Regions from separate parts of the Homo sapiens genome. Here region 2 is linked to region 1. The links are chromatin loops, found by intact Hi-C in ENCODE. Cell type or tissue: MCF 10A. All regions are shown on one strand. Each heading gives the region's core, and the rest is flanking DNA. Links, peaks and the distances in the headings are about the cores only.

What was found. Peaks named below come from ENCODE experiments on the same cell type or tissue, not always from the same donor. Only the 100,000 strongest peaks of a DNase experiment are listed, where the experiment ranks them.
Region 2: a loop joins it to region 1, with 2.0 times the contacts of the local background. A loop is called at or near these places in 1 of 110 quality-filtered maps.

Annotation. Positions count from the first base shown.
Region 1 is chr2:18,713,895-18,725,623 of GRCh38, forward strand. The region is part of intron 4 of LOC105373456 (a long non-coding RNA gene); the gene reads left to right. Among named protein-coding and RNA genes, the nearest start is that of NT5C1B-RDH14, 130 kb to the left of the region's middle. In MCF 10A, for the core only: no CTCF peak of the experiment used is centred there; a DNase peak (open chromatin) is centred at 6,727.
Region 2 is chr2:18,618,845-18,630,573 of GRCh38, forward strand. The region is part of intron 2 of LOC105373456 (a long non-coding RNA gene); the gene reads left to right. Among named protein-coding and RNA genes, the nearest start is that of NT5C1B-RDH14, 35 kb to the left of the region's middle. In MCF 10A, for the core only: no CTCF peak of the experiment used is centred there; a DNase peak (open chromatin) is centred at 5,177.

The sequences.
Region 1 (11,729 bases), core at 4,352-9,351:
CCTTTTAGGTTTAACATGTAAATTTTGACATTCTTTTGTGGGCTGTGGTTCCAATGATAATTTGGTTTTCTGAGCCTTTGAAATGCTATTATTGTCTGCTTCATTTTTTTGGCTCTGCTCAAGTTTTCTCTGGATCCATGAGAGAGCTCCCTGAGGGGCTGAGGGTGCTCATTTCAGCTACCCAGCAAAGTTAGATAATGGGGAGGAGGTACTAGACCTGTAGGAGAGAATAAATTCTGTTTTGTTTTCTGGCCATCTGATATTGGTGAATTTCTTACATTATTTCTGCTGGTGCCACTGGAGAAAAAAGGACTTACCAGGCTGCCTTCTGGCATTGGGTAGAGGATCAATAGCTACAGTGTCTGGAGGACTCTCTATCAGTTTGGTGGAGGGAAAGATTATATTGGTTCTGTGCCACTTTATGCCATTGCATAGAGAGCCAGGAGCTACTGAGTCTGGGTGGCTCTCTGCAGCTGGTTTTGGAGCACCAGGGAGACATATCTCTTGCTCTGGAGTGGGGCATGAGTTGACATGTTAGTCTGTTCTCACGCTGCTAATAAAGCTAATAAAAGGCTCTGTTGTGTCAGGCCCTCTAGGTTCTGTTGCTGCTGGAAATACTGGCCTGCTGTCACTGACAGGTGTGGGCAAGGGATAGGTTGGCTACCCAAGATCTTGTGGCATGGCTGCTGCAGGTAGATTGGGCATTATTGCCACAAGGTATGGGTACCAGGGAGGCCTATAACCCGCAAATTTAGCCTCAGCTAATAAATTACCTGACACTGGGTAATTTATAAAGGAAAGAGGATTAATTGACTCACAGTTCCACATTGCTTGGGAGGCCTCACAATCATGCAGAAGGCGAAGGAGGAGCAAAGTCATGTCTTACATGGCAGCAGGCAAAGCCAGCTTATGTAGGGGAACTCTCCTTTATACAGCCATCAGATTTCATGAAACTTATTCACTATCATGAGAACAGCATGGAGAAGACCCACCTTCATGATTCATTTACCTTCTACTGGGTCCCTACCATGACACGGAATTATGGGAGCTACAATTCAAGATGAGATTTGGGTGGGGACACAGCCAAACCATATTAGTAGGCCTGCACAAGATGTTCAGTTGACATTGCTGTTACCTGTTATCATGTCCACTAATGCTGGCAGGTATGGGTTGTCTCAGCTCCTCCAGGCTCTGTTGTGTCAGCCCCTCCAGGCTCTGTTGCTGCTGGGAATACTGGCCTGCTGTCACTGACAGGTGTGGGCAAGGGATAGGTTGGCTACCCAAGATCTTGTGGCGTGGCTGCTGCAGGTAGATTAGGCATCATTGCCACAATCCCAAGTCCCCACTGGGCTTTTCTTCCCTGATCTTTTGGTCAGAGAGAGAAGAGTCCTTTTCTTTGCGTTTTTCTTTTTCTCGTTTTTTTTTTGCTTTGATTAATTGTTTTGTTTTGGTTAGCGGTTGTGGGTTACAGGCCTCCCTGGTACCCATTCTGGGATAACAGAATAAACAGGAGGAAAGTTACCATGTTGGTATTTATTAATCCCTGAGACCCTTGAGGAAAGGAAAGAACTTTTATCTGAAGAGCCTTTTAAAGTGTTCAGACCCAGAGAAACATTAAAACTAGATAGGAAACACTTCCTACTTCCCCCTTTGAGCTCTTCAGACTGCTTGTTATTGCCACAAGTAGCTTTACTCTAACAATGCCACACCACACACAGCTTAACAATGTATAGCCAATCACTAATAAATGTTATTTCTGTAAACCAATGAGAATTCCTGACAAAAAAACTTTGTATCAGTCCACTCCTGTCCTCCCCCACTTTTTTTTTTTTTTTTTTTTTGCCTTTAAAAACCTGCTTCTAAAAAAGGCTTATTGGAGCTCATATCTGCGGTTACTTGGGTCTGAGTCTTCCAGGCAGCTGTCTTCATATGGGCTCACGTAAACTCTTTAAATTATAATTTGTTCTTCATCCTCTTCCTTTCATGGTGACTCCCTTATCCCACCAATCATCATCTTACTACCTTTCAGAGTACTTTTATAATTGCCTGCTAAGTTATTTCCAAAGTATGTCATTGCATATAAAGGGGATGAGCAGGAAAAAGATAGTCCATGACATATTATTCCTGAACTCTAAATGCTAATCTGCTTTTTTAAAAAAATAATTTACCTCAACCACTGAAGTTTCTTCTAAAGAAATAATATATTGAAAGTATTTTGCTATAAACAATAAAACATGCTAACTATAAAAATTAGCCAATAAAGAAAATATAGAAAGTAGGAAAACAATCATCTATAATCATTATCCAAAGGCAAATATAATGGACATTTGGCGAATTACTTTCCAGTCTTGTTTTTCTGATGAGTTATGTCTTTCCTTTACTTGGTAACCACGACCATGCCAATTTTATGTTTCAATTACTTTAATACAAATATTTTTCCTGTTATTGTAAATTCTTCAGAATTCTTACTTTTGATGGTGGTTCATTTTGGGATACCATCATTTTCTTATTGTTAGACATGTATGTTGTTTTCTGCATTCCAGTTATTTTTTTCTGTTGTAATATTCATGTAATGCATACCTTAATATATACAATTATTTTTATGGTTTGCTTTATTTAAATACAACAGTGTCCTGGAGGAGGATAACTATAAGCAACTAAAGAAAACAAAAAATATTTCACCCCAAAATATCCTTCTTTGACATATTTCAAGATGGCTATTAGGAGGGAATGGTAACACAATAATAGCTTAAAAGCTGCCCTTTGTGGGGGAGATTTGCGTCTGTAGAGAAAGTCTGCATTGGTAAAATGAACACCCTGGCTTGCTCTGCTTCCCACTCCAGCCTCCCCCTCCACCTTCAGTCTGGATCTAGGACTGATTGGCTCACTTTCAGGGTCTGACAGATACTTTGTCTTTCTGAGCACCGCTACCTGTGAGGTTTTAACTGCATGACAAGACTTAGTTTGACCTGCTGTCCTCTCTTCACTTCCCAGAGCCCAAAGTGGGTTCCAGAACTCTTTTTCTTTCATTCATTTCTCCTGAAAATCATTTTACTTCTATACTCATCCCCCAATAAATTTGTATGTCTTTCTCCCTGTTATCTGTCCACGGTCTTGTCTATTAGGGTTTATTTTATTATTTTTATTTTTATTTTTAGAGAGAGATATGAGGTCTTGCTCTCTCATCCAGGCTGTAGTCCAGGCTGGAGTGCCATTATAGCTCACTGCAGCCTTGAACTCCTGGTCTCAAAGAATCCTTCCGCTTCAGACTCCTGAGTAGCTGGGACCACAGGTGTGCATGTTCACACCTGGCTCAGCTTGTTTTAGAGGCTCCAATCATCTAAACTTCCAGGGAAAAATTTGAACTTCCCTGCAAGACAAAGTTGCAAAGAAGCAATAGGCTTTGGTATCAGAAACATAACAACTCGGTCTCTGCCTTTCCTGCTTTCTAGCTGGCCACCTAATCTTCCTGAGCCTCCCTAATCTCCTCCGCTTGACATGGGAACTAACCAAGGTCATATATGTAGAATTCTTAGCCTGCACCAGGTACTTATACATATTACACAACAGTTCTATTTCCCTCTCGCCTCCCTTACTCCTCCATCTCACTCTCTTCCTGAAGATAATTAGGATGAGTTACCTAGTAAGGCAATTTAAGGGGCATTTCTAAAATATCAGATTTAAAAACAGTCATCAATACTACTCTTTTAAACAATCTGCATCTCACCTCTGTAAAATTATCTTTCTAGTAAAATTAAGCTTCAATAAATTGGAATGGAATTAAAAGATGATAAGGTTTATTGTTTGAGAATGTGAGTGAAATGGGGTGGGGAGGAGATTAAAATTATCTGTGAGATAGAAGGTTAAATTTTTTTAAATGTTAAGAAAAACATGAGTAAACATTTAATGTCAGCACACAGCATGGCAATGAAGTGCCACACAATTTCCAACAGTGTCTTTATCCCACAGAAACCATATTTGTATTTCTCGTGAATGGTGGTTTCCCTGTGAAGAGACCCAGAGGATTTGCTCTGCTCTTTTTTGATGATGATGATGATGATGGTGATGATGATGGATAAGACCTAGGAGGGAGGGGAAGAGGAGACAAGAACAGAAAGGGGAAAATGGGAGGGATATTAATTAATTTGTATCCATTATTGAGTGCCTATTGGTTAGATTATTATTTTTTTCTGATGATGAATCTAGGGTCATTTCTTCCTTCCCCTTCTATTATCTGTTATTCACTTTTGTCCTATTTGTGCGTCTTTACTGCATGTACTAGCAATATGAGAGATGGCCCATTTCTATGCATTTGACCACATTGCCTACTCTTCTTTTTAAATTACTAACATTTATAAGGGTAATAAGCTATATCATTAATTTGTTTTTCATTGCTGGTGAGGTCTGCGTATGTCTTTTATAAATTATGTTTAAGATTGGAATAAATCAGAATGAGGATCAAATTATTATGAATAGAGAGTGCTTTCCTCATTTTTTATATTTTGTCTACTTCAAGTAGTTTTTATTGGAGTTTTGTATAAGTTTATGGGGTGATGAATTTTTATCTGTGTTTATTTTTTCTGCTAAACAAGAACTCTGAGAAGCTGGGTCACGCGCCTTTGGTTTTGGGACGCGGATAGTTTTGAGAAGTTATGAGGTTCAACATTTCTGAGACTAACTGTATCCATGCACAAAGCCCTGCCTTGGCTTCACCTTTGAACCTAGGTTCCTCGAAGACCCAATTTACTCTTCATTTTAGTTCATTATCCCCAGTGGGAGAGTGAGGTACCGTTCAGCCAAGTAGGCTCAGCCCGAAAGAGTCTACTTTCCCTAAACAAAATCTAATCACGAGTTTCCTGGAAGAGAGAGCTAGTTTGACTGTTTGGTCAGGAAAATGCCATGGTAAGATGAACTCATCTAACTGTACTTGGTTCTCATGGCCTAATCTTTTTATATGTGAAACATCACAGAGAAAATTCTGTGTCCTGAACTCTAATGGGCTCCAATTATGCTCTTGGGGAGAGTGAGATTGGTTGGAAGGAATGCTTTTAGGAGTTTTGGCATAATGGGTAGACATTGAACATAGTGCACTATTTCTGTCATTTATATAAAAACTATTCTACATCTGAATATGCTCTTCATTAAATGTATCAGCTTAGGAACTCTACCAAGATCATAGCCAAATAATATGTCACTCCGTATATAACCATGACAATCTTGAGATTAAGCAACCCTGGATGCTACTTTTGATGATGTTTTTCTAGCATCTTTAAACTTACAAATGTAAACATTTGGCAGATATTTTTATATTTCACTTTGTATTGTAAAAGGGTCTTAACCCTGAAAAAGTAGCCAGATTTTCACTTGATAGTTCTCGAATCTCAGTTTTCCTATGCCTCAAACAAGGGCCTTTAAGCAGCAATGTGCCACATTTTTTATTAGTCACTACAGTTAAAAAAAAATTAGAAAGACATTCATTTGTTTACTCATTCATTTGGATGTCATTTGTTGAGCATCCATTATGTGCTCAGCATCATGCTAGGTTCTGTGAGGTGATGTGGAAATGAATATAGTAAATTTATTCATTCATTCAGTCAATGAACATTATTTAAAATCTGTGATTTGATGAGTTAATAAAATGTGTTTCCCATCTTCAGTAAATTCACAGTGTAGCTACAGAAACTCCAGTTAATAAAATTGTTGAGATCCTTTGGTTTAACATGAAATAAATGGAAACTGTCTTAGATGCTAGGAAACTACTTTGCAAATAATGAAACTTTGCACTTGAGATTATTTGTTTAGCATCAAACGAAACAGCCTTTTCTGTCTCCTGACCATACAAGGTACTGCGGACACATATTAATTCAGTTTATTTGACTAGAAATTTACCATATGACTCCACAGTTCTAGGTCCTATGCCAAACATTGGGAATAACAAGATCAAAGAAGCACAGTTCCTGCCCTTGAAGAACTTAGTAGCAATGGTGATGAGGATGCTCAGGAATTGTGCAATGGTACAAGTGATGCATGAGCACTGAAGAGGGAGCAGAGAATGTCCCTAACAGTAATAGCGCATGAACTGAATTTCAAAACAGTAAAGAGAATGGGGCATCAGTGTTCTGGCCACAAATGAAAGAGATCAGAGGTCTGAGAGAGTTTGCTCTGTTGGAGGAACTACATGTCGTGTGTTATTACTGGAGCATGAATTCCATGGAAGAGCATTTGGAAAGGTCTTGGATATCAGGAGAAAGCATTTGGATATCTTTCTGGAAGAGATGGTGAGTCAGAGATCTACTTTCCATCTAATCTGCCAGTATTTCCCAACTTCTTTTTTCTAATACCCTGTGAATTTTTTGCATTTTACTTAAAAGTAATATTGTTTGAGCTCCCCAGCAGCAGAGAGTAATGAACAACGATCAGAACAGTTAGGTTAGAAGAACATAAAACTAGTTCCCAAGTGTCAGGACACATTCTTTACTGGTGCTGTGTCCCATGTGGGGTATGAGAAGCACCTTCTCTTATATTTATCTCCTTTGGTCCTCTCAATAGATTTATAGAGTGAAGTGGAATTTCATTCATTTGCTAGAAAAGAAAACAGAGACCCTGGGAGATAAACTGGTATTTGCCAAGCCATGCAGAGAGCCAGCAGTGGTTTATTTCCAGAGCCCAGGCCTCATGGTCCCAGTGAAATGTTTCTGTCATGGGTCACGTATGGACTTTCTGTTCTGCTGTGATCCCAGTGATGCCCAGCTTACCCTCAGGGCATGCAATTTAGAGTGTGAAAAAGATGGATCCTGTACCTATTGGCTGTAATGCTGTCCATTTCATACTTCCAGCCAGCATCCAATCATTTATTAATCACTTACTGTGCGCATTTGTATACCCAAAGGTGTGTAGAAGACCAGACCTGGGCATTGAATTCCAGCTTTTATACTACATGCCTCTTAATTTTGAACAAGTTTTTCAAACTCTTGGTTTTATTTGTTTATCTGTAAAAGTTGACACAATCATGACACCTAAAACATGAGGTAATATATTCTTAGAAGAGGGGCATGACGTATGTTAATCTTTCAGAACCATTATACAATAGCTAAAATAAGTAATAAGATCCAGGCCCTGCTTTCTCCATGCTTTATCTCAGTGAGAACACCAAAATTCAAAAGAGATCTTGAAGAAGTTTCAGTAAGATGAGAGAGCAGGATATCCCAGGCACCCTAGACCCTTTCTTTGCACAATGAAGTCACACATTCTTGGCTATTTACCTTCTTTCTGTGACTTCTGACAATACGGGCCAAAGTGTTCTGTTTAGGAAAAATGCCTACTACAAGGGAAGTAGACTGACGTAATCTTGGGAATCACCCTCGTCCTCTTTCCCCCCTGCCTCCTCCTGCACCACTAAATGCTCTTAAATTTCCTTTATCCTCCTTTCCTCTAGCTGTTTTTCTTGGCCTGCTTAGAAGTTATTTTTTCTAATTGGGTCTCTCATGGAATTGAGAGTTCCTCCATTGTTTATAGCTGCACCCATATACTTGTCGCAGATACACAAGGCGCTATGGATAAGAATGAGTTAGATCCTGACTGTGCATGCACATGCACACACACACACACACACACCACACATATACAGACACAGACAGAACATGCCTGTTTCCATTTAAATTTGCTTTTTGGATGAAATCGTTTACATAAGTAGGACCATAGGTTAAGTGTGTCCATGTTGAATGATTTGGCAAATGAATCTGGCCTGACAAGCATTTTTGATATCAGAGGGCCTGAACAGCATCATTTTCAGGGGTCAGGCCCTACTGGGTCTGGCTCAGAGTTCTCTGCCAGTTTTGAGGGTGTGGCGCGGAGAGTCTGATGTTTGCTTTAATGAATGTGCGAAGTCTCTTAAACAGATTGTCTGCCTAGAAAAACATTTCAGATGCTTCTCAGTCCTGAACTTCGGCTTCAGCCATGACCAAAGAAATATTAGGCTAGTTTAAAACCTTTTCCAATCATTCCATAAAAATTGTGGTTTCCCTCCTCTATCAAATCAGCTAATCTCATTTAACTGTGACCACTGCTTAAATGCAATTAAATTAGAGTCAGAAAATTGTGTCTTTCCTTGACCAGAACCTAAAATAAGGTGCACATACCAATGAACGTAGCTCACAGAAGGCTAAGGTCTAAGTTTACAAGCTCCACAAGGACAGGGGCTTTGTTCATCTTGTTCCCTGTTATATCCCCAGCCCCTGTAACAGGGTCTTCATTACTGCCTAGAGTAAGAGTTCATAAAGGAAGTTGGATGAATTTTTTCATCTCTGATGTGGATGCTTGGCAACTAGTGGACTTTTCATTAAATATTTGGGTAAATAAATGCTGACCCCTGGAATTCCATCCTCTGATATTCATGAGTCTAGATTGAGACATTGATGATTGTTAAGATGCAGAGGTGACTCACAGAGTCAGTTGGTCTTCATGTCTTCATGAATAAAGGACCTGAGATGGGGAGGCAAGAGAGATTGTGCTGAGGGCCTGGCTACTGAGGGAGGTGAGAGTAAATGGATGCAATGGTGGGGCAGGTTGGATGCAGATAAAACTTTTTCCCGTTTACTTCTAAACGTCAGTCAGCCATCAACCAGCCCCTCCTGGCTCTCTCCCACTGGCTGTCCCAGGTTGTTCAGGTTACTCCTCAGCTGCTGGGAGACAGCTCCTTCAGAATCTCAGGCTACTCTCTTTCTGATTCAACAATGAAGGCCCAAGGTGAGTATTTCCTTGGATTCAGCCTTTTGTCACAGCTCCAATGAATCCTACATATAGCATTTTTCTTAAATATGTATTTTATATGACTATAAAAGCAATACTCATTTGAAGAGAATTGAGGCTATGTATAAGGTATAAATAGGCAGAATAAAATTATTCATTAACATTTAGTTACGGTTTGTTCCGGTTATTTTTTGTGCTTAGGGTTTTTTCTTTTGTGCTATTGAGATCATATTGTATGAACAATAATATATTTTGATTTTTTACCTAGTATGATTAATATAGGAATTTTTCTCATATCATTAAATGACATTCATTGCAAATGCTATTCCAAAAGTCACAAACTTTTGTACTTTGCAAGTGCACTGTAATTTACTTAGACTTTCTTCCATTGCTTGACGGTAATTGATACATAGCAGAATGAAGAGTTTCTCTGGGCATGGAGAGTACAGTATTAGGTCATGTTTGGAACTGCCCAAGCAAGGCTTCTATTCTCCTGGGGAGAGGTAGTTTTCTAGATCCGATCTGTGTTAACTAGTCATTTGATTAAGGTAGATGCTTCACTAAGTACAGATACAGTAAGATGTATACAGGGAAATACGAATATCCCTATTTTGTTTCTTCTGACTTACATTTTCGAAATGATACAAATAACACTCAGACTAATGGGTTACTAAAGGGAAACAAGTCACAAACACTAATGCCGTTTTTTAACCTTTAAGCCTTAGTTCAAAACAACATAATTGTACATTTCAATCTTAATTTGAGTGACTCATGGGTTTGATTTGATAAAATTAAATTAAATTGACTAAGCTGCCGTCAGTGCTAGCCACCATTCCAAAGGCTCTGGAAGAATATAAAATAGTGCAGCCACTTTGAAAAACAGTATGGCAGTTCCTCAAAAAAGTAAAAATAGGATTACCATATGATCCAGCAGTTCCACTTATTGGTCTATACCCCAAAGAATTAAAAACAGGGACTCGAACAGATATTGTACACTGATGTTCTGATCAGCATTGTTTGTAATAGCCAAAAGGTGGAAGCAACCCAAGAGTGCACTGACAAATGAATGGATATATCCATAAAACCTCAAAATAATTTTTTAAGAAAAGAAATGAATAGATAAACAAAATGTGATACATACATATTAAATGGAATATTACCCAGCCTTAAAAAGGAAGACAATTCTGACACACGCTACAACATGAATGAATCTTGAGGACATGCTTAATGAGACAAACTAGTCACAAAATACAAATACTTTATATTTCACTTAGATGAGACGTTTAGAATAGTCAAATATGTAGAGATGTAAAATAGAATGGCAGATGGCAGGGAAAGGGGAAGAGGGAGATGGGAAGCTGTTTAATGGGTATAGAGTTTCAGTTTTGCAAGATCAAAATAATTCTGGAGAAGGATTGCAGTGATGGTTGCATAATATGAATGTACTTAATACTGCTCAACTGTATATGCAAAAATGGTTAAGATGGTAAATTTTATGATGTGTATACTTTTACCATAATTTTTATGAAATAGGCTCTGGAAAAACTAAGTAATGTAAAAATACATTATCTTAGTGACCTCTTAGGGATGTGTGAGTAGTTAGGTTGAGGGAGGTTAGGGGAAAATAGGTTGGTTCATAAATTATAACACAGAGAATAAGTGAAATGGGCGTAAACTCTACAGAAGATACTTAAAGAAGTTAAGTAAGAGAGAGGCACATGTGAGTAAGTGGGGACTGCGGGTCAGGGATGGTCTCATGAAGGAAGTGGCTAGAGCTTCCACAGAGGGATGTGGGGGATGGACAGGAGAGTCAGCACAGGGGGATGTGATGGTTAATATTGAGTGTCAACCTGACTGGATTGAAGGATGCAAAGTATTGTTCCTGGGTGTGTCTGTGAGGGTGTTGCCAAAGGAGATTAACATTTGAGTCAGTGGACTGAGAGAGGCAGACCCACCCTCATTCTGGGTGGGTACCATCTAATTAGCTGCCAGCGTGGCTAGAATAAAGCAAGCAGGAGAAGATGAAAGAGCAGACTAGCTAAGCTGAGTCAATTCTCCTTAATAAACTCCCTTTCATATATACATATATCCGATTAGTTCTGGCCCTCTAGAGAACCCTGACTAATACAGGGGAAGAGAGGAAACTGGGAGGAAAAGACGTGGAATGAGCTTAGGGCAAGTTTGGGGTATTAAGGAAACAAAGTGTTGTGGAATAAACAGCTCAAGATCCTCTCTTCAGTTGTGTCAGTGTTTGGGCCAGCAAGTTTTCATACTAATGATTTGATGTAAGACTGAGAGTGTCCTAGTCATACATCTGTCAGTCTAGGAAGAGGCAGAGCGGGAGGTTTGGAAGCATTTAGTTCAAAGTGAAAGCAGGTTTGTTTTGTTGGAGATTCAGTAGATCTGGAAATGAAATCTCACAAATTGTTTGTCAAATTGGATTTGTGGGAACAGATTGAATTAAATATTATTCAATTGAATATATAACTTAGAGGAACATGATATATGTGCGATACATTAGTGCTATTTTCAAAGGTTACTTAAGTATTAAAAAAAAAACTTTAACCAACATAATACCTACTGGGTGACTAAGACTCTGTTAGAAGAGAGGTGAAAGGGCAAGAGAGGAAAATTGAAGCCAAATTGATCAGAGTTCCTGAGTCAATGGAAATAATAGTTCAGCGGGGGAGAGACATTGCATGGTTAGTGTAAGGTAGTATGGGATGGAGCTTGACCATGCTGGGTGGGACTGAAGATCAAGCCAGCCTTGGGACACCAGGATAGAATTTGATGTCAAGGAGATAGAGGGAACTCGAACAATCTTGCCTCTCAGCCTAGCAGCTTGGGTAGTGAATCCTTCGGGGTCTGGATGAGATAATAGATTGGAGTAGCTTGGGCTACTTAAATATTCAATCTAAGAGGAGCAGAAGAAAAGATTAAAGATCCTACGGGGAAGGAGTTTCCAAGCTGCAGGTTGTTAC
Region 2 (11,729 bases), core at 3,256-8,255, 96 kb before region 1:
AAGGCTATGCACAAAGTATGGATATGAAGTCCCTGCTGAACTCAAGCTTAAAACAGTATACAAATGAAAATACAGCAATGCACGCCAACATCAAATGCCAGAGGAGTGGTACAAATAGTCAGGGTGGCAGGAGTACTGAGAAGCTCTCTGTAACCAGACTAAGGTTTCTTGGAGAAAATTAATTATTAGCTGGTCCTTCGAAGATTAACTGAATCTAAACTATCAGAAGGGATACCTGTGTTGTCAGTGTATAATAACATTTATTTTACTTCATACTACTTTTCTTTATATTATAACATTTTTATTCAGTTGAATTAAATGTTGCTAAATATTCATTTACCATAACATTTTTTTATTGTTTGCCTACAATGTACCAGTCTCTATAATGCAGTCTTCTTAACCTGTTGTTTTATTTGGAAGGTTCCATTTGGAGAGTAAACAGCAAGGTAGAGGGATTAGTATATCAAGTTAGCCATTACCCAGTTAGCCATTAATTCACCAAGCAAGCTGGTCACTTTTTCTTTCCAGCTCATAATGACATTATTTGTAAGTTGAGTCTTCAAGATCGAGTAATTTATAACGTCCCTTTTTGACTTACTCCCTTACCTAGAATTTTTAGCATCCCAGGATAAGATAGGTTTCCTTTTAAAATGCATTTCTATAGTATTTGCACTTCCACTTCAGAACCCTCACCTAACTTATAATTACCTGTCAAAAGTTTGTCCTTGCTACATTTTAAAGTGTCTGTGGTCATGGCATGAATCTTATTCACCACTGGATTTCAGCACCTGGCCCAGTGCTTGATATGTAGTGGGTGTTTAGTAATTCTTTATTGACCAAATGAACAACAATTGATGACCCTGTCTCACGAATATGCTCTTATTTTCATATGTTTAGTCAACATTTTAAATAATCAGGCATTGATGAGGCATTTTCAACATTATGTGATTGAGACCAGTTTATAAACCCTACCTATCAGAATATTGTAAAAATATTGACTTTGTTTTTTTTCATGGGCTAAGGACAGCTCCTGGAAGCCCAAACTATAGAGTACACTGAAGCAGGCAGTCTTGGGGCCAACTGAAGTCTTCAAGGATGCTAATTCAGGATAGTCAGAGGAATCATATTATAAGAAGAACAGTGTCGTTGAGATAAACCGAGGTTGAATGCTAAAAGGCAGGATAAGTGACAAATTCAGGAGAAAGGTAAGGATAAAAATGGGGAAATGATGGTGAGTTTCACGGAAAGATGGAAGGCAGTAGAGAATCAGCTTCAAGGAAGGGATCCATGAGGGTGATTTAGAACTGAGATAGCGAACAACAAGAATGTGCTCGCTCTCCTGTTTTACATTGTACCAGATGTGTCTGCAGCTAGAAGGGAGACTGGGTTTTGTGATAGGGGAGATTTTATGTTCTAATTGGATTCCTTTTTTTTTTTTTTTTTGAGACGGAGTCTTGCTCTGTCGCCCAGGCTGGAGTGCAGTGGCGCGATCTCAGCTCACTGCAAGCTCTGCCTCCTGGGTTCACGCCATTCTCCTGCCTCAGCCTCCCAAGTAGCTGGGACTACAGGCGCCCGCCACCATGCCCAGCTAATTTTTTGTATTTCTTTAGTAGAGACGGGGTTTCACCGTGTTAGCCAGGATGGTCTTGATCTCCTGACGTCATGATCCACCCACCTCGGCCTCCCAAAGTGCTGGGATTACAGGCGTGAGCCACTGCACCCAGACTCTAAGTGGATTCCTTTTATGGATTTATAGGATAATATTCCCTGATATTTACAATGCTCAACTTAAAAAATGGGCCATAACCAGGTAATCCATTTATAATTCTGTTTTATTAAGAAACTAAAACTTTTCCCCATAGATCCAGTGCTAAGTGAGGGTTTGTTAGATTTCTCAAAATAATTCAAGAGCACTACTTAATATGTATTTTTCTGAGAATACTATAGAAATATTTATGTTTTTTGAGAAACCAAGCATATTTTATCTTTTCAAAGTGTTTTATAGGAAATAATTATAATATATGTATTAGGCGTACCAGTTTCTTTGTCATAAATAACTTAATATCTTCTGTAATTCACTTAGCACTGATTTGCTTGAAATTATGATTTTTTAAAATTTCTTCATCTTGTGGGAGTAATTGTGTTAATTTCTATTTTAAGCCTCTATTTGGTATTAAAATTAGGACAACTTGTTCAAGTCTTGTAGTTTTTATCTTGAATAAATATTGCTAAACTTTCATTGAACAACTTGGCTTAACTTCAGTTTTGGAAAGTCATCAAAATCTTTCCCTTCCTCTTTTATTCCATCAGATCCAAATTCATTTTTATTTTCCTCCTTTATGTATTATTTTGTTAGATATCTCTTTTCCCAGATATCAAGTTAAATCTTTTTTGTAATAGCTAATTTTAAATAGCACAAATACTATGCTTTCTTATTCAGGAGCATTGTATGTATGTGTAGTGTAAATTTGGTCCCATATTAAATTATGACCACACTCTTTCGGTTTTAGAACTGTGAAGGAGCTTTTGAAGTTATTCCAGCCACTTTAACTTACAGATAATGAAAAAGAAGTCCAGAAACTGTGTCCAACATTTCATGACAAGTTAAAGCTGAGACATATGCAGAACTCTAATGTCTTAATTCTCTGTTCAGTGACTTTTTTGATAAACTACACTACCTTTTGCCTCTAGCATTTGTTTTCTTTAGATTCTAGGCTGGACTTCTTTCCTATGCCCAAAGAAAAATCCTATATATAATTTTATGCAAATGTCATTATTTTAAAAATAGTCAACTAAATACCCCAGAGGGCTTAGCAGGCTTGTTAGGTGGAAAGTGACATAAGATCATGTATTCCCTCTCAAACTTTAAACAAGATAATTTGTAGTAATATTGTTTTATAAGGAGCAGCAGATATTAAGAAGGATTAAATAATTAGTCCAAGGATATTGAGACCATTAGCAGCACAGAACTTGTTTCTATAGCTACTCACCCTGAACATGTGAAGAAGATTTATGACCACATTGTTTATGCTCCTAGAAAAATAATATGAGCCTTAGCCATGTTAACTTGTAGTATATGAGAATGATGGAGCTGGAAAATGTAACCTTGTAGGTTTAGGTACTTCCACATGATGGAAGTTACTTAGATTTTAATTATTCATTCAACAAGCATCGACTGAATTCCTATGGTCAGGCAGACAAGGATGAAAGACATGATCCCTGCCCTCTAGATGCTCCTAATGTGAGGTGTGAAAGGAAGAGGTGATAGAAAGAAGGCTGGAGGGGAGAATCAAGAAATAACTGGTTCCTTTCGGAAATATTTGGAAGAGCAGCACTATCGGAGTGATTTTCCTCTCTCTTTGTGTTCCCATCCATCTGAGTTTATTGTTCCTGTGCCATTTCTCCCTTCGCTGCCCACTGTCCTTGTAGTTCCCTGATTACTCTCATCCTTGCCAACCTTGTTGTAGTTCTAAAACTATTTGTTATAATTGTTCCTTGGAAGAACTTGAGGTACTGTGCTAAGAACCTTCATGTTTTCCAAGGAAAGTGTTGTAAAAAATGCACATAAACAAGAGTTATTGTTTTAGACAAGTTCATCCGAGCCAAATCATCCATGCTACCAATTTCTGGCACAGCCCTATCACTAACCATCCATCTTATTTCTATCTGAGGCCCAAGCATATTTCTTACCTTATCCTATTTTCTTCTCTCCTCATTTTCTGACATTTTCGGTTCTTGCCAAATATGTTTTGATTAAAGGTCGCATAGGTTTCTACCTGGTCTGTGATGATGCCTTCTATCCAGCAGTGATTCTTGTTGAATACTGACACTTTACAGTGGGAGGTTGGTAACAATATATTTCCTGGTCTTTTTCTGAAAGGTTTTGCTGTTAATGCAACTGCTGCTCAGACCTGAATAACTGGTCAAAGCACGTGAGTCAATTTGTCCTCAGTGAAATGCAATTTTTTTTTTTTTTAATGATGGCAGTGGGGGATATGAGAGAAAGGCTGTGGGCCTTGGAGTTCAGAGCTAAGTAATGGCTGCAGTTTCATGTTCTCTCCCTTAGTTCATTGGGAAGTAAGCATAATAGCCCGCTTTTATGTGTGTTCTGGACACTTCAAAGCTGTTTACATGGATTAACACATTTAATCTTCATAGTAATACAAGAAGCAGATATTGTATTCCCATTTCACAGATGTGGAGACTGAGGCTTATTGAGTTTAAATTAAATGGCTGACTTTGTCACAACTATTAACTGTCAGTATAAGGCCTGAACCCTGTTCAGCCTGTCTTTGAGGCTTGAGCTCCTAATCACTGTGTTAAGTTTGGATCTTCCTTCATTTTAATGGAGTTCCCCTTTATTATTATTATTTTAAAATAAATGTTATGTTTTTCTCCACTCTTTCCATTCAAACCATAGGAGGCTTATTTAATGCACATTTCAAATGTACATCCTGTTAAAAGGATACCAGGTTACTTCACAAGAAAGAACACCTACTAACTTAATTTTAGACAGAACATTAAGCTATATGACCTCCAGAACTCCTTCCACCTATGACAGTCTGTGATTTCAGAGAGGGATTTTACTCTTTAGAGAAGCATTCTGACCAAAGACTACCAAAAGAATGGGACAACTGTTAGCCTGAAGGGTATAGGTTGTCTTAGGGTCTCGGAGAGTCTCACTCTATTAACAAAGTGAGAACTATGCTCTGATCCTGTAGGAACTAATACATTAGCTGCTACTCTTTGGACAATGTCAGAAGATCTGTGTCCAGGTCCCTGCTGTGCCCCTTACTAGCTGCATAACCTCAGATAAGAAATCTTACCTCTAAGAGCCTAATTTCCTTTTGTGTAAAATGAAAATAAAGGGACGTATCTCAGAATTGATAAAGTGTTAGTGAAAAACCTTGAGTACAATGTTTGCTGCATACCCTAGGTCTTGTCCTTCCCATCTTTAGAGTCAGGCCATTCACTTGGCTGTTTTTCTTAATCATGACTTAATATTTCAAGATGATGCTCATTTCTTAAAATTTCATTAATTTGAAAAGTCATGACCATTGCAGCTGAGATATGGTATATATTTTCACAAAGACAAATCTTTCTTAGTCAATGGACAGCTCATAGAATTTCAGAATGGTGAGTAATCTAAGAGATGACACAATCAAGTCCCATTATTTTTCAGCACAAAGAGGTTAAGTGGCTTTCCCAAGATTACACAGTAAATTGGTGATCAAGTCAAGGCTAGACTTTCTTTTTCCTAATCCCAGGCCCAGTGTTGTTGCTGCAAGATTCTAATAAACTCAAGATGAGGGTTAAAGTTAGAGGGAAGGCTATTTAAACTACATTATAAAAGATACATTTTATGTGTACTTTATTTTTTGTTTCCACCTAAATAATTGCTTATACATTAAATATTATTGGCAGTGAGGAATTAGACCAAAAAGCAAAACAAAACAAAAAAAAAAAATAGGTTATACCATCCAGCAAAGCTGGATTGAAGACATTTATTTGCTATATGACCTTGAAACTCTGTAAGTTTCAGTTTCCTTATCAGCAAAATGGGGATAATGATTATAGCTTTCTAGTTGTTACGAGGATTAAAGGAGATATTTTATGTAGTGGAGTGTCTAGTGCATGGTTGTCATATCAAAAATGTTAACTTATAATGATAAAATAAACTCAATGTGAACAATTTCAGCCATTACCACAACTATCCCATTCAAGGGTGGATTCATCCCAGTAGAACAAAAAAGCCTTGTTTTTAGTGAAAGTTAATAAATTTTAGGACCAAACAGACATACTGAGTTAGGCAAGTTGTCCATTGACTACAACCTGCCCACACTACTGACTGATTTAGGGAGCTCTCCTGAAGCACTCAGAGGGTACTCAGTAGTGAGCCAGTCCTTGAAGTTATAGTGCATGGGACTTTATTGAATATGACCAGAGAAGAGGTGCAGTTTTTCACCAGAAGGACCTTTATACTATAAAATATGAGTAGATACACTATGTGGTTAGTCTATGTGCTATGAAAGCTTAAAAGAAGAGATTAATGTCAAGTAATAGCAATACTCTAAATAACTGGATAAACCTAAAACCAGAGACAATTCCTGTCTGTCAATTCTCCTATTTAAAGGGCTATTGGCCGGGTGCAATGGTTCATTCCTGTAATCTCAGCACTTTAGGAGGTTGAGATGAGCGGATCACTTGAGTCCACAAGTTCAAGACCAGTCTGGGAAACATAATGAAACCCCATCTGTACAAAAAATACAAAAATTAGCTGGATGTGGTGGCATGCTCCTGTAGTCTCAGCTACCCGGGAGGCTGAGGTGGGAGAATCGCCTGAGCCAGGAAAGGTATAGACTGCAATGAGCCCTGACAGTGACACTGCACTCCAGCTTGCAGACAGAGTAAGACCCTGTCTCAAAAATAAATAAATAAATAAATAAATAAATAAATAAAATAGAGGCTTTTATGCTATCAAGACTAGAGACATGCAAGAGTGTCTACTGTTATTTTTAAGAAAGCCCATGGCTGAATGAGCTGAATGATATAATTGGGAGAAAAATTGTCTTTTTTGTGTTCCATATTTTACTTGAATAATTTAATATAGTAGCACATTTTTTTCGTATTAAGACTTTCTTGAATCAGAACACTGAAAGAAATATTTAAAATAATCCATTCCTCTTGAATGCTATTATATCTGGCATCTTAGAAATGTAGGTTTTGCTATTTCAATATGAAAATTTTCTTAAAGGTTGCAAATTTTATAGTTCCTCATATACCAAAAAATCTAGTTATCTTCTGAGCTAGATCTTCAGCAAATAATAGCGTCCTGACATCTGTTTGCAAATGCTTTCTTTTTGTTTACTTGTACTAACTGTGTTGGTGAGAATTGGGATTATTATTACAAAACAGTGGTTTGATTCTTTTAGTCTAGTGATAATGGAATCTAGAAGGAAGGGCAGATACACTGAAGGGAAAGTGAGGTCACTGTAAATTTTGTAAATTAATGCAATATGGAATTTTGGAATCAGTTCCCAGGGTGTAAGTTGATTAGACACCGTAAGAATACGTTATTGAAATATAATAATGGATATATAGAAATTGGCATGTATTTGATCATTTGTTCTTATTTTTTGACAATATTTTAAAAGAGTTCTTAAATATCATGTGCTAATAATATAATTTTTCAGGTCTGAGTAAAAATATTACAAATTTAGGAAAATTCTAAAAAGAGAGAAAGGAAGGAGGAGGAGGAGGAGGATTGGGAGAGGAGATGAAAAGAGAAAGATAGAAATGCATTAAGTGACACTTGGCCAATGTCCAGAGCAGCTACTCTAACTTTAGCTTTTATCCTAAAATCTCAAACTGAGAACAAAGAGCGTTTGACTGCTAACATCTCAGAAATAGGAAGGGATTTGAATCATTGACTCCTGAAGAAGGCATGCCATTCTGGGAGATGTCCCAGACCCTTTAAGAAGGGCCCATGTATCTGTTCATCTGTCAGCACACATTTCCCATGTCTGTCTTTCTGTTCAGAACAATGCTGTCCCTACTCGCCTGTTGTGTCTTAACTGTTTTTATTGCTGTGGAAATATTTCAGAATTTGGAATATTTCCACTTGCAATAGTGTCATCTTTAAGAAATTTGAACACTAAGGGTACATGTTATCTCCAGTTATGATGAGTTGATTCATTGCCGGATGCTAGTTAGCCAAAGATAGAAGCAATTTTTATGCAATTAATCATGTTTCCTGCAAACTCTATAGTAGTTTTCAAAAAAGGTACATTATATAAAACATTTCATCCTTTACTGTAAGCTTAATGTTTGCAGAGTGTCTCTTGCTTCTTGGAGGAAGACGTGGCATACGTTAAAAAAAATGTAAATCTGTTAGTCCAAGATTTTTACAAACGAAGTAGATGTTGCATGTGCAACCTAAAGGAAAATCACTTGACATTAGTAGAGAGATCTATTTAAGATTTGAGTATTTTTTGAATTGGAAAATAATCTCTAGTTATGCATTTTCTCTTATAAGTTTGGAGTTAGGGATAATAGACTGTGTCCTGCATGGTGGAATCTGTGAGTGCCATGGTTTGAGTGTGTCCCCTACATTTCATGTGCTGGAAACAAAATCCCCAAGGCAACAGTGTTGAAAGATGGGACCTTTAAGAGGTGATTAGGTCATCAGGAGTCTGCCTTCATGAATAGATTGATGCTGTTATCATGGGAGTGGGTTCCTGATAAAAGGATGACTTTGGCCCCCCTTCCTCTTTTGCTCACATGCTCTTATGCACTACCACCATGGGATGACACAGGAAGAAGGCCCTCACAAGCTATGGCCCTAGATCTCGGACTTCCAGTCTCCAGAACCATGAGCCAAATACACTTCTATTGTTTATAAATCACCCAATCTGTGGTCTTCTGCTATAGCAACAGCAAAATGGACTAAGACAATGATCCAGAACACAGCCAGGCTCTGAGCCTGACCAATGAGCCTCATTCTCCAACTGACCTTAGGTCAATCTTGTACAAGTTAATTTGGCATGATTTAGTTATCTTCTGTGAAGTGCGAAAATGAATTACATTCATTCAGGCACTATTTATGGGGTGTTCACCATGAGTCACAAATGATGTTAGGCATTGAGGATATAAAGATAAATAAGATAAATTCACACCCCTCAGGAGCACAGATGATAAGTGAAAATAAACAGGCCTCTAATGCATGGGCCCAGTTCAGACTTTCTTCTACTAGCTGAGTGATGCTGGATGAAGTACTCTGCCCTTTTGAGCCTGCTTCCTCATCTAAATATGGGAAGACACTGACGATACTTCTCTGAGAAAGTTGTCACTAAGGTCAAATAAGAATAGAATAATGTCTTATAAGTGATAGAGCACTAAACATATCAGAGTTATTTTAGGAAGAAAATATGACATAGTAGAATGGTCATAGGTTTGACTGAAGTTGGTTCAAATCTCAGCTCTACCACTTAAAAGTTACATGAAATTGAGTTGTTATGAAGATTAAATATAACAATTCATCCATACACCCATCCATCCATCCGCCATTCATCCATCCATCCATCCATCCATCCAACTAAGTCATTGAGTACCTACTGTATATAAGGTATTTTTCTAGAAGTCATCTCAGAGAATGCGTTCTCCAAAGGACCATACAGTAAATATTTTAGGATTTGTGGTCGACATACTTTCTGTTGCAACTACTCAACTCTGCTGTGTAGTATGAAAACAGCTATAGAAAATTTATAAACAAATAAGTTTGCTATTTCCTGATATAACTTTGTTTACAAAAACAGGTGATAGGCTAGATTTGGCCTGTGAGCTATAGTTTGTCCACCATGTCTGTTATAAATACTAAACATGGCCCTTAATCTCATGGTGGTTTTATTTTAGTAGACAGCATAGCAAAAGACAAGTAAACAAAAAAGTAAGATAATTGTAGATACCCTTTCTCTAACTATAAAAATGACTGTTGTACCTTCTGGTACATGACATAGGGTAGGAGCTTGGTGAATACTTACTGAGCTGATAAATGCAGATGTATTTGTTACTTTTTCTGTCGTCTCTGCAACTATATTTTCTTCTGTGTTGAGTACACATGTGGTTATCAACAAAAGACTTTGGGTGAATTTGTAAATTCTCATTTGGAAGTTGTGTGCCTTAACAAGATTCCAAGGCCAAACATACTGCTAAATGCTCATATCTTGGGGGCCATTTATTATTTTCTGAACTATTGAAGGAGTCAGTTGATGTTGATAGATTTCAAAGTGAACTCTGAGTTTGCATCAGTTCTGGGACTCTGTGAACAAGGTAAGGGCTAGCAGTCCTGAGCCTTTGAGAAGTACCCATGATGTCACCTGCAAAGGTTAAAAAAGTCTTAGGAGAAAAGCAAAGATGACTGTCCATTTTTCCAAACTTCTACTGAGGTCACTATATAAGGAAGAACTATCAAGCGGATTAAAATTATTTTTCAAACTGTGTGTTTGTAGCAGGGTATACTTTTGAACCTTCTATTGGTTTGAAAAGCTAGAGGAATAAGGTAACCATGGGATCTCAGATTTTATAACTGCCCCATTTTCCAACTGTGCTGGATCTCACGTGACTGTATAATTTAGCCTTTCCCTTTTGTTCCTCCTCCTCCCACTCAGAGGTACATGGGGATGGGGATACATAGGAACAGTCTCAGTTCTCTCCCACCTCACTGAAATCATAGAAAGTGGATAGAGACTCCTTTGGTGGATCACTAGAATTATACAGTTGTTTCATTGAGAATACTTAGATATCATTCATTCCAAAACTATTCATTTATAGATAAACAGTCTTCTAGGGAGGCTGATGATTACATTGGCTTTGGAGTTTGAAAATTGGAAGTTATCAAATGTTTAAAATGGAATTAATTTCAATTTGAAAATAAATGACTAGATTGCTTTTAATTTTTATAAATAACAATATTTTTAGGATTCAAACACAATCATACATTATATAAACCTACATATATATATATGTGTGTATATATATAGCCTACTATGCCTGGGCACATTTAACCCTCCCTATCTCCCTATGTGTTGTGTGCTATTAGTATTCCCATTTTGCAGATGATTTAACTGAAGAAAAAAGGTTATGAAACTTCCCTGAGAATAGAAAATAATAAATCTGTGGAGCTGGGTTTGAACTCAGGTATTTCTGCTTCTAGAAGAAGACCCACGTTCTAATTTTTTTAATATGTATCCACTAATGATTTATTCTTCATTTATTTTATCATATATTTTTTATTTTTCCATAAGTTTTTGGGGTACAGGTGGTATTTGGTTACATGAGTAAGTTCTTTAGTGGTGATTTGTGAGATTTTGGTGCACCCATCACCGAAGCAGTATACACTGAACCATATCTGTAGTCTTTTATCCCTTGCCCCCCTCCAATTCTTCCCTACAAGTTCCCAAAATCCATTGTATCATTCTCATGCCTTTGCATCCTCATAACTTAGCTCCCACATATCATTGCGAACATACAGTGTTTGGTTTTCCATTCCTGAGTTACTTCACTTAGAATAATAGTCTCCAGTCTCATACAGGTCACTGCAAATGCTGTTAATTCATTCCTTTTTATGGCTGCGTAGTATAATTTGAAAAGCTATTTTTTCTCCTTCAGGTCTAATGACAACATAGTGAAACAACAACTGGACCTTAGCAGGATTGATATTTAAATACAGAATTGCTGAAATATAAATGCAAAATCTGAATGTTAGTCTGTTTTGGGCAATGACAATGTACAGCTGTTAAATGTACAGCAAGATTTTTCTAGGCAACCCCTATTTTCTGGAACAGCTGGAACAGCCCCACTGATACCTGATTTATAGTTCAAGGAAATAAGTTTTGAAGGCTATGATTTGGCCACCTGCATCTAAATCTGTGTGATAATGAGTCACATCATGGATGCAATTCAGAGGTATTTGAAGAATTCATCTGTGACTTCTTGGCTGAGAGTTTCTCCAGAAGAGTACCAGGGAAAATTGCATGTTTTCCTCTACTTGGCTGATATCAGTACTTCTGAGATTAAGAAATTGTGAAAATCTAAGGATGGGAAGGTAAGTAAACAATGTCTGGACACAGGATGGTCCAAATTTGCATGATTACTATTTTTTTTTTCTAGAAAGAAGTAGAGTTACAGAATTGAATGAACTGAGAACAAATCTAAAGTCCTACCATAACCTT